Linked DNA regions of Mus musculus: region 2 is linked to region 1. A link is a contact called in ENCODE POLR2A ChIA-PET data. All regions are on one chromosome and are shown on one strand. The core of a region is the stretch at or near the end of the contact, and the rest is flanking DNA. Distances in the headings are between cores, read along the strand shown. Region 1 overlaps Gm41980 (a long non-coding RNA gene). Region 2 holds the start of BC034090 (cDNA sequence BC034090).

Region 1 (5,290 bases), core at 1,603-4,102:
TGAGTCATGGAGGGAAAGGTCTCCTGTGAGCACAGATAGGTACCGACCATGATGGTGGTGGTCATAGTGGTAGGTAAGCCAAAGGGACATGACTGCTTCTGTGGAGGAGAAAGCTTATTGGAGATATGAGGAGGAGCATAACCAGAGGCAAAGACATCTGAGAGAGTCCAGAGTGTGTAAGACCCTGTGCTGGTGAAGAAGTGGGAGAGGGGAGAGAGGAGAACCAAGAGACCAGGAGACCAAGAGGCCCAAAGGGAAAAAGGGTTAAAAAAAAAAATCACTGGTGTAGCCAAAATGGCTGGATTGAGCAGTTGAGGGAAGGGCAGCCTCGTCATTGGGTTGGAGAAGTGAAGACCCTGTAAGAGGCAGGGACTAAGGGATGTCAGGAGAACCTCATGGGCAGCATCTGCTTTGATGTACGCATGGGCACCCCAGTTAGCTATTAGTCCCAGGTTTGCCTCATGGTAGTCAACATTTTCTGAACATTTAGAAGCCTGGAACCCTGCTCAAATCTTTTTTTTTTCAGGTTGTTTCCCCACCTCTAGGCCAATATCAGAAGGTGCCCACCTTTGAGATTTTATATTTTATTAATTTTTAAAAATGACTTTATTTTATATGCATGGATGTTTTGCCTGCACTTATGTCTGGACAGCACATGGCAGTGCAGAACAGAAGAGGGTATCAGTTCTCCTAGAGCTGGAGTCACAGATTGCTATGAGCCACCATGTAGGTGCTGGGAATTGAACCTGGGCCCTCTGGAAGAGCACCCAGTGCTCTTAACTGCCAAGCTGTCTCTCTAGTCCCTAGATTTTATATTTTAGAGACAAGGGAGACAAAGCTCATGTCACTAGCTGTCTTTGAAGTCCCCATCTGTCTGAGCTGTGACTATTAACCTCTCTGGGGACTTGCAGAAGTATTGGGTGGGGCTTGGCAGTGGGTAATTCAGAAGGGGTTCAATATGGGCTTCTATTGTTCTCGCAGGGTCTGGGAAGTCTCAGGTTACAGTAGTAAGGCTTTAAAAACCCAGAGTTGTTTTCAACCTCAGCTCCAGTGGGTTATTTCTTCAGTCCTTGCTTGTGAACAGGCACGGCTTTCTGTAGCATACTCCTTTAGAATACTTCCTGTCCTGGCTTCTCTGCTCCGTTCTTTTTCAGTTGGTCCCCAAGCCCTATAGGATAAAACAAACATCAAACTGTCATAGTTGGCCACCACTGAACATGGTTAACATCGGAGCCACTAATTTATAAGAAAAGTTGATCCCTGACAGTGTGATATTCAAAAAGGGAACTGACCCTCCCCCCACCCCCCCACCCCCCCCCCCGCCCAGCCGGACTGGGTATAAGTGACGTGCACATTGTGTTCAAGTGTTTATTTATAGGTCACTAGGTAGAAACTGGAACCCCTGTGCCTAATTCCTCTTGCAATATAGAGGCAAGCTTATGAAGTTACCCAGAAATGCTCATCTGTGGCTCAGAACCTCAGGTTTATGCTCAAATGACAGGAGCAGCTGATTTTCACTGTTCCTTTGTTGTGACCTGGGAATGCGCTGCTGGATACGGTAGGTAAGTAAGGATGACATCATGGCCAGAAGTACAGCTTTCTTTAATTTTCACGTTGTTAGTTCTTGGCAAGGCTTCTGCCTCTTTCCATCCCCACCCCTGTTGGATTTTTCTGGAAGCTTTCAGGCTTTCCTTCAACTCCTATGCATGTATACACACACACACACACACACACACACACACACACACACACACACATATGCCTGCCCTCACATGTGCCCTCATGAGCACACACACACATACACACAGTCACACAGATGTACAACAAGACACACTAACATAGCATTTCCAGGGCTTCTGTGGACTTCTGGACCCTTTTCTCCCCAGGATCAGTTTGGAACCCACAGTGTAAACGCTCCCTCACCAATCTTCATGTAAAGTCTGACGATGATGCTATAATAATGCTTACACATAGACACCGTTCCTCCCCTCAGAGTGTATATCCACCCTCCCATTGCCTTCTGTCTTCTTCCCCAGTACCCGCCATCTCCGATGCTCATCCACACAGGAGGGGCAGGTGGATGGGTTGTTTCTTTTTTTTTCCTTCTCTCTTTTTCTTTCTTTCTTTCTTTCTTTCTTTCTTTCTTTCTTTCTTTCTTTCTTTCTTTCTTTCTTTCTTTCTTTCTCTCTCTCTCTCTCTCTCTCTCTCTCTCTCTCTCCCTCCCTCCCTCCCTCCCTCTCTCTCTCTCTCTTTCTAATTTTTGATGTTGCTGATTTTATTTGTTTGTTTTGTTTTTCTCAAGACAAGGTTTCTTTGTGTAGCCTTGGCTCTTCTGAAACTCACTCTGTAGACCATGCTGGTCTCAAACTCTTGATCCACCTGCCTCTGCCTCTGCCTCTGCCTCTGCCTCTGCCTCTGCCTCTGCCTCTGCCTCTGCCTCTGCCTCTGCCTCTGCCTCTGCCTCTGCCTCTGCCTCTGCCTCTGCCTCTGCCTCTGCCTCTGCCTCTGCCTCTGCCTCTGCCTCTGCCTCTGCCTCTGCCTCTGCCTCTGCCTCTGCCTCTGCCTCTGCCTCTGCTGGAATCAAAGTGCCACTCCCCCTCCGCCAGCAGGTTTCTTTTCTCCCTACTCTTACCCAGTTCCACCTTTCAATGGCAGCCAGGCTGAGCTTTGAGACACTCCCAGTTCCTGCCACCCCCCACCTGGAGAGTGGGAGCCAGCTCCTGTTCTGCTGCTGCTTCCCACCCTCCCCTTCCCTTCTCTGTCCTCACCCACAGAGCCCTGCTGCTGAGGACATCCTACTCAGAGCCTGGCTCTGGCCTCCTGCTCTGGCCTCCCTCTGGGTCTGGAATGCTTTCCTTCTCTGTTTCTTCTCATCTGGCAAGTGCCACTTTGAATCTTAGGCCCACAGTAGAGGCATCATCCTTGATCTCTCTTAAGTGGCCAGCCTGGGCTAGACTGGGCTAGACTCTTGTCACAAAGGAACACTCCACTTCTGAACCCATAGTAAGAGGATGAAGAGCAAAGAAGCTAGAGCGAAAAGAACTGTAAATCCATTGGCATTCACATATGCTAATGAATGCCCGGATAGAAAGCACAGGGATGCCTGCACACTTCAGCAGTGTGACCTTGGTGCCACAAGATGGGATGACAAACGAATAAAGCCCGAGTCCCAACAGCTAACTTAGAAGCGCATTCCTGAGCAGACAAGCAGAGGTCTGGAAGAGAAAAGAATGCAGCTGTGTGGAGGGGCTAAGGGTGAGAAGGAAGAATGGATGAGCAGGAGGCAAAAGCATCCAGCCCTTGGAGATTCTGCCTTGGGAAACGATGCGAAAGAAGTGAAATTACTTCCGAGATAGGAAAACAATCCGTTTTCACTCTCAGGAATCAAGTTACCCCTCCTTCACTGACTCAATGGGCTGGCTGTGGTTTCAGGAGAGCCCCAGACAGTCTAGAACAAAGACGTCTTGCTCAGCTTTGCATTTCAAACTTGATTCCCCCCTCCCACCCTGCCCGCTCCCTAGCTAGTGAATGCTTAATATTCTCAGAGCCTGGGTGCTGAGAGAGAGAGAGAGAGAGAGAGAGAGAGAGAGAGAGAGAGAGAGAGAGAGAGAGAAGGCTTCCCATTTTTCAAGGAGATCCTTTGTCTCTATCTAGAAGTGCAGCTTGGGCACTTGAGAGAGCATAAAGCAAAGCGTTCAGTCTCAGCACTGAGAAGAGTTAATTCAGGAAGAAAGGAGCTTAGGCCCCGAGGATAGAAGACTGGAAAACCTGGCAGGAGGCTCAGAAGACACGAGGAGGAAGGTGCCATGGGCCCTACCTGCTACCCAGAGCCTCAGGGTGGAATGTCAAGGGGGTAGTAACAGCCCTTCACAGGAAGTAGGAAGTTGAGAGGCTATGCTCCACTTCACATATGGGTCTCTGTGACTCCCTCCATGTCTTTCCATAGCAGCCTAACACTTTGGAAACACAAGCAAATTGTGCTTCAGCAGAGAAAAGGGCTTTGCTTTCCTGTAGCTTGCCTCAGACTAAACTTTCCAAGTGGTCTCTGGAAATACATAAGGAGGCTGGGTGTGAGGAGTCAGGACTCTGTCATGAGCTTATTGGGCCAGGGGGAGCCCTTGGCAGCATTTCCAAGTGGAGATCCAGAGCTGGGTCCTGAGGGAAGATAGGGCTGAGCTCAAGGAGTCTGGTGACAGGGAGCAGCTAGCCAGCCAGGAACATTTGTTAGGCATTGTCTGCACGCTGGGAACAAGTCATGTGTGTCCCAAACCCAGCTGGACAAGCCGCAGGCGAGGATGTGGCTCCGGGACAGCATGTGAGACGGGCATTTAAGGGCTTTCATTCACGATAAGGTCAAACAATCCCACGGCATACTGAGTGTGATCTGGTCCGGTTCTCCTGTGAGCTGGTTGGCTGGCTTCTGAAGGTGGTGCTGCTGCTTCAGTTCATCACAGCTCATTGGAGCCGCACTTGGAGGTTGAACAGACAAAAACAGACCTCACACAGAGACACAGCGGTGAGAAAAATCCACAGAGGAGTAAATAGAGAGACCTGAGAATGCAGTCTGGAGAAAGGGCATTTGGGGTGACACCAGTCCTTTATGGCTCCCAAGAGCAGAGACAGTTCATGGACCATATAGGGACATTTAATCTCCAGTTCTAGCAAGCTGTCTACTGATCTGAAGCTAGCACATGCTGAACCAGGAGACTTCCTGGATTTGGTACCTCCAAGCAGAAGCCAGGACGCTGTGTAGGAGACTTGGGCATCTGTTTTGGTCACAAATCTGGACAACCTTCAAGTCCCCAACCCACTTACCCTCACCTTAAGACTTGATGACTGCCGAGTGAAATTCTAATTTTACACTTGCTGACTCAGAGGCAGAGGAGGATCTAGCTTTGAGTCAGAGCACCCATGTGGAAAGACCTCACTTCTTGGAGCTGGCTTCGAGCGTGGCTCTACCACTCACCAGCTGGGTGCCCTGGACAACTCCCTTCACCTCTCAGATCATGGTGTTCTGGTTTGTAGGATGGAGATGTTTGCCCAGGGTTAGGTTAGCACTTAGAACATCAATATAATAAAAGGTTAAGATGTGGCAGATTGTGTGAGAACTAGAGGAGCTTCACCATGCTATAAAACCACGGGACTACCCACGGGGCTTGTTTTCTTATTCATCAGAGCAGATGATAGTGTGAGAACATTCAGTTTAACACAAAGGCAAGGCAGATGCTGATGTAGGGTGGACGGGTTCTACCTTGAGTTGTCATAATAGAGAAGCGGCTTGGGGAGGGCA
Region 2 (5,592 bases), core at 169-2,668, 190 kb before region 1:
CTAGGGACTGAGTTGTCAGTGTATGGTGATCGATCAGCACTAAACCAGAGCAGAAAGTGCCTTGTGGAGGAACTTACTCTGCGAACATGGCAGGAAGACGCTTCAGACCCTGCTCCACAGAGCCGTGAGCCTTGAACCTGCTCACTTACACAGGGTTTGCCCAGGATAAACCCCTTGGTTCCTAAACCGGTCCTGGGCCAATCTACTGTCAGTTTCCCAGGGTGCGGCTCAGACCAGATTGCCTGCCTCGGTGTTCCCTCCCCCATCCAGCTCCCTTAAAGGGAGATAGACATCCTTTCTGTTTCCATGGGACTCGGTTTGAACCCAGGGCCTCTTGCACAATAGGCAAATTCTCTACACCCATCCCTACATCCTCAGCCCATTTCTCCCCTTTTCCTTTTGAGAACATGTCTCACTAAATTGCCTAGGCTGGCCTCGAACTTGCAGCAGGATCCTCCTGCTTTAATCTCTGAACAACTGGGACTACAGGATTACACCCGCACAAGGGGTAGAACTGCCCTCTCTCTCCTGTGCTCTGCTAGGACCTTAGCTTTGTGCATCCTTTCCAGTAGCTACACCGGCCATCTAGCAGCACAAAAGATTAAGTAAGTGAAACTTGTTGGCCAAAGAAAGAAGAGAGACCACTTTCTCTTTTCAGAGACGTCTGAAATGTCCTGGTTCTTCTTACTGTTCCTTTGGGGGTAGGGGAATAGTCAAAATGGGTTTGGACATTGGAGAGACTTAGTCACCTCCTGGTTAGAAAGAGGAAGCTCCATGGATTTGGGCACAATTGCCAGCCATTTGGTGGCTCCTTCACGGAGGCCTGTACCCAGGTCTGTTCGGGAATCCTCCACTGCCCCAGAAGCGGTCCCTTCCCCAAGCAGCTGGCAATGCAGGCCCAGCTCTTGGTGGCTCCGGATGAGCAGTCAACGCCAGCTTACCCCAAGGCCTCAACGAACCTTGAATGATCTTGACCTAAGAGGGCGCCCAAGGGTGATGGGGCGGCCCTGCGGAGAAGCCCACCGACCCATCCCGAAACGTTCTCCACACAAAGTCCGGTCCTCAGCTTCTCGCTCCAGCGGAGCCGGTGGAGTCGGCTGAAGCTTGTCGCCTTTTGCGCTCCGGCTGCGCCCCCGAGTCACCCGGGCGCCCCTCCGCTTTCGCGCCCGTGTCCCCGGGGAGGGAGCTGATCGGCGCCCGGGACAACGGCCCCGTGGCAGCCAGTGAGCCCCAAATTCAGGGCGCATCCTCCGGCCGTCTAGGCGGCCCTGGCTCCAGGAGTGGAGCGGAGCCGAGGAGGCTCTGGGCTCCCGGCGTGCGCCCGGGTCGAGTGGCCACGACCCTGGGAGGCCGCGGGAGGCTGGGGGGTGGGGACAGGCCGAGGTCGCGGCTCCTCCAGCCCCTTCCGCCGCCCCTCCTCTCGCCTTCCTCGCCCTCTCTTCCCAGGCCGGCCCGCGAGGCCGCTGGCTGGGCCTTTCACCTTCAAGCAAAGCTATGAAGTAGCGGTCGCTACGGCTCCAGGCGCCCAGCGGGGCCAGGGGCGCCGCGCACTCCTGCCAGCCCGGCCTCGCCTCGTGGGACCCGGGGCGGGACACGCTCCGGGGACGAGGCCTGCGGGCCACACTCCCGTCCGCCCGCCCGAATTCAGGGCGAGTCCGGCCCGGGACTCTGCAGCGGCCCCGGACGGGGAGAGTGGGGCAGGGCCTCGCCTCTCCGAGGGATGGAGGGGATGGAGGCGGCGGCCAAGCCCGCGCGCCGCTCTCAGTGAGTACCGAGAGGACCCGGGCGGGGTGGCGGGGCACACCCGGGGACACCCGACCTCCGGCCGCCGCAGAGCTGGAAGGGTCGTGGAGGCTCGCCCTTCCTGTCCATTTTCATTCCAGGTTTTTTTCTGAGTTAGAGCATCGGTGCTAGGAGTTACGACATCTTCCAGGAAGGTCGTCCGGAGGCCTTCAGTCCCGACTGTCTCATTCCTTAAGGTCTGCGGACAAGTCTAGAGCGAAGCTCCAGGGTTGACCCATCAATTTTTCTAAAAGCTCACATTACAACCTGGGCTTCTGGATTGGATCTCAGAGAAGAGGTAGCTGAGCCACAAAGAGAAACCTAGTACATTTTCGATCAGTGATTCTCAGTCTTAATGCTGCGACCCTTTAGTACAGTTTAAGTTTATCATGTGGTGATCTCCAACCATAAAATTATTTTCGTTGCTACTTAATGACCGTAATCTTGCTACTGTTACGAATCATAATGTGAATATCTGATATGCAGTATATCTGATATGCGACCCCGTGATGCCAAGAACCGCTGCTCCAGATGATCTAGTAGAGAAAATGACTTCTACTATCCCTAAACTTCACAGATTTACTGCTGTGAAATTCTGTGTTATATATGTATCTTGCTTCATAAAATATGTATATTCTGAAAAACATGTTAATTTAATAATTATAATGAATTACTTTAAGAGACTTACCTTTAAGAACATCTTATGGTGGATCCCTATTGTGAGAAGGGAATAATTAACCTCTAATATATACTCTATGCCCAAATTCTTACACGCTGAGAGTTTACTTCCTATGGGACACAGGTAGACTAGGGTGACTTCTGAGTGTTCTGAGTAGTCACTAAGACACAGTAGCTTATACAGGGAGTAAAACAGTTGTCACGTCATTCTCTGTAAAGCTATTGGAATCAGCCAGGCCACCAAGGGGCCGTATAATTCTAGTGAGTCTTGGGACCTCTGCGGACTCAGGTCTTACCTGAGAACAAGGGGTGCGGTTAAAGGCTCACTGTTCTCGGAGAGTCCTGGCTTGGAATGGAAAGGTTCTGGTTACAAGCTTGTCTCCCCCAGGGCATCTACGTGATGTAATTTCTCTATGCCTCAGTTCTCCATCTGTTAAAAATAATATTTTTATTTATATATTATATAATAAATAAATATCTTTATTTATATAAAATAACATTCTATCACAGACATAATATAAATATATTATTTTAGAGAGTGTTGACATGTTTGAAAAGCCTTTGCTTGACATAGAGCAGATAGCTTATCGTTTGTGACTGTCACTATTACTTCTTTCGAGTACAGCTTGACTCTAGTCTAACACTTTTTCACTAGGGTTGGCATGAAGCTGGCAGGCAGCGACACATTCTATTACAGGGACAGGTCCGTCATCCACAAGGAAGAGTACTGACCATTAGCCAACACTGCCATTCTCCTCTGGGGCCTCCTTTAGCCCAGGGTTGGGGAATTACACTGCTTTTCACCATGGTTCACATTTTGCATTGGATTGTTTGAGGCCTTGTTTTGCTCACCCTAAAAATGGGAATAGAAAAACTGGCATTATTTCCTTCCTCGGGGTTTACTGCCCATGCTCCAGTAACCACCCTCCCCAGTCTCCTCCCTGCCCTCTAAAGAGCATGCCAGGAGAAAATAAGCTTGCTGGTAACCTGTTTGTTCTGTCCTGTGACTTGTCCTTTTCAATGTGTGTCCACGTTATATAGAGGACACCAGCTCTTCTTGAGGTATGCCACTTGAAAAGGGGTCCATATCAGGGCACTGTGGAGATCAAGCAGGTTACTGGGGCGTCCAGGGTCAGGGTCTGAGCTTCTCTTTTTTCCTGCAGAGCATCCAGGCCAGGGAGCACAACAAGCCCCACGCAAGTGACTCCAGCCATGGCCAGAGATGGCGCTGAGCAGCCAGACAGTGGACCTCTCCCGAGACCTTCACCCTGCCCCCAGGAAGACCGAGCATCTAACCTGATGCCCCCCAAGCCTCCCAGGACATGGGGGCTGCAGCTCCAAGGTCCTTCTGTGCTGGAGTCCAAGGTAAAGGCCTTGAAGGAGAAAATGACAGCAGGAAAACAAGGGACAGATCCCCGTCCCACTTCCTATGAGCGTCCATCCCCTACAAAATCCAAATGCCACCAAGTCAAGACTGGAGTAGCCTGGAGCCTACCAGATGCCCTGGTGGTCCCCCATGCTCAGAACCCTAATGATGGACATCTGGCCAGACATGTTAATGAGAAGAAACCTGCCAGGAACAGTGGATCCAAGCCATCTACCCCTGAGAGCTGGAATGAACAAAGCCCGTGGTCTCCAGAAGCAGTGTGGATGCCGGCTGATCATGAGGAGGACCCAGTAGCAGGGTCTGGCTCTTTACAAGAAAGTCCCAACAATCGAGTTTCTGCAGTCCAGCCACAGCGGCCTGGTCCCTGTAAAACCACCCCCTTGAGCAGCCAGAAGAAGAGAAGACAATACCCGCTCGGAGATGGGATAGTCACAAAGGAAGATCTGGACAGCACAACCCTAACCTCTAAGGAGGATTTGATCCCTAGAACAGACCAGCCAGAGACATTCTGGAGAGCTCAGGGCCTGGAGGCTCTGGGCTCTGTGGCAAATGCTTTGTCCCTGTCTGACAGGGTAGAGAGGAACCGCCTCCTGTTGCAGGAGATACTGAAGGTTTCCAGACAGAGTCCTCCCAAAGCAGGGAGCCCAGACTGGACATCCTGGGACCGAGATGCATCAGGTGAGCCTTATTTTACTGCCTGAGTTGGAGCAAATAGGACATGGGGGAGGGAGGGTGGAAAGATGGCACAATAATGTCACCCACCCAATCACTGTCTGGATGTAAGGTCTTTTATAATGCTTATGCAGCCCTAACTGCCTCCAACCCTGTGGCCCTCCAGGTCAGTGGGAGGCTATTCTTTGTGCTTAGGGACAGAGGCTATGAGACTCTTCACTGAGCCTTGTGGCTCTTTGCAGAGTAGCCTCTTGTACTCCCTCTAACGATGCTGCCCCGTGCCATCCCCAGCGTGGGAAGTGGGCTAGCACACAGAAGCACATCCCCAAAGAGCCTGAGCATCCTGCTGCCCGCGATGAGCGCTCAGACTCTGGAAGACATCCTTTCTGGAGTTTCATTACCTGAGGGCATGTGTGGACCCTCTTAACCAATCCAAGTTCACTCACAGTCTGACAGCCTGTGACTCCACTTCTCAGACCAGAGCTTTCTAATCCCATCACACTGCAGATTAGATTTTCGTGTGTGGATCTGGGGAATGTAGGCATTCGGCCCACAGAGGGGGTAGAGCATCTCCTCTGTGCTCACCAGTTGGTGGCTCTGCCCTGATCTCTGCTTCTGCTCTGGGCCCTAGAGCGACCAGCGGGAGACGTGGACTGGGACTCGGGCACCCCCCAGCAGGACTCAGGTCAGAGCAGGTAAGGGTTCTTCCTTACCACCATCCCTCCATTTTCTATACACCAGAGCAGTAGGAAACCTTGATAAGGCCAGAAGAGACAGAGGCAAGCCTTCACCAGGAGATAGTGGCCACTGCCAACCATCATTCTCGAGGCCCTGTAGAAGGTACCAGCTGCTGGCTACCTGTCACCTGGGCCAAACCACTGGGTGGCAGAGGTCTGCAGCAAACCTTCCAATTACCTGCTCAGTGTCCTGGAGGCCATTTTCTCTGCCTAGGCTTCTACCTCTTCTACCATAGGGGTATTGTGAAGCTAATGGGCTTGGGTGTGAAACTCCTCAGGGATGGTACAGGAACCCAGCACTTTAACTCCACCTGTTCTTTTCCTAATCAGAGGCGT

What was found. ChIA-PET counts read pairs that join two places held with the same protein, here RNA polymerase II (POLR2A).
Region 2: POLR2A ChIA-PET joins it to region 1 with 111 read pairs in Patski. The contact joins the promoter of BC034090 here to the enhancer-like site in region 1. POLR2A ChIA-PET finds 5 or more read pairs at or near these places in 2 of 5 experiments (Patski and embryonic stem cell).

The regions. Positions count from the first base shown.
Region 1 is chr1:155,050,938-155,056,227 of GRCm38, reverse strand. All of the region lies in intron 2 of Gm41980 (a long non-coding RNA gene), which reads left to right. Among named protein-coding and RNA genes, the nearest start is that of Gm51651, 2.9 kb to the left of the region's middle. Within about 2 kb of position 2,852, at least 2 of the 3 ENCODE cell types and tissues checked have a DNase peak (open chromatin) inside an H3K27ac peak, as active enhancers do.
Region 2 is chr1:155,240,358-155,245,949 of GRCm38, reverse strand. BC034090 (cDNA sequence BC034090) reads left to right here and starts at 1,418. Exons shown (of 10, transcript NM_001370865.1): 1 at 1,418-1,764; 2 at 3,624-4,525; 3 at 5,151-5,214. The coding sequence starts at 1,721. It overlaps Gm31102 (a long non-coding RNA gene), which reads right to left and starts at 2,821. Exons shown (of 4, transcript XR_878641.3): 1 at 2,471-2,821.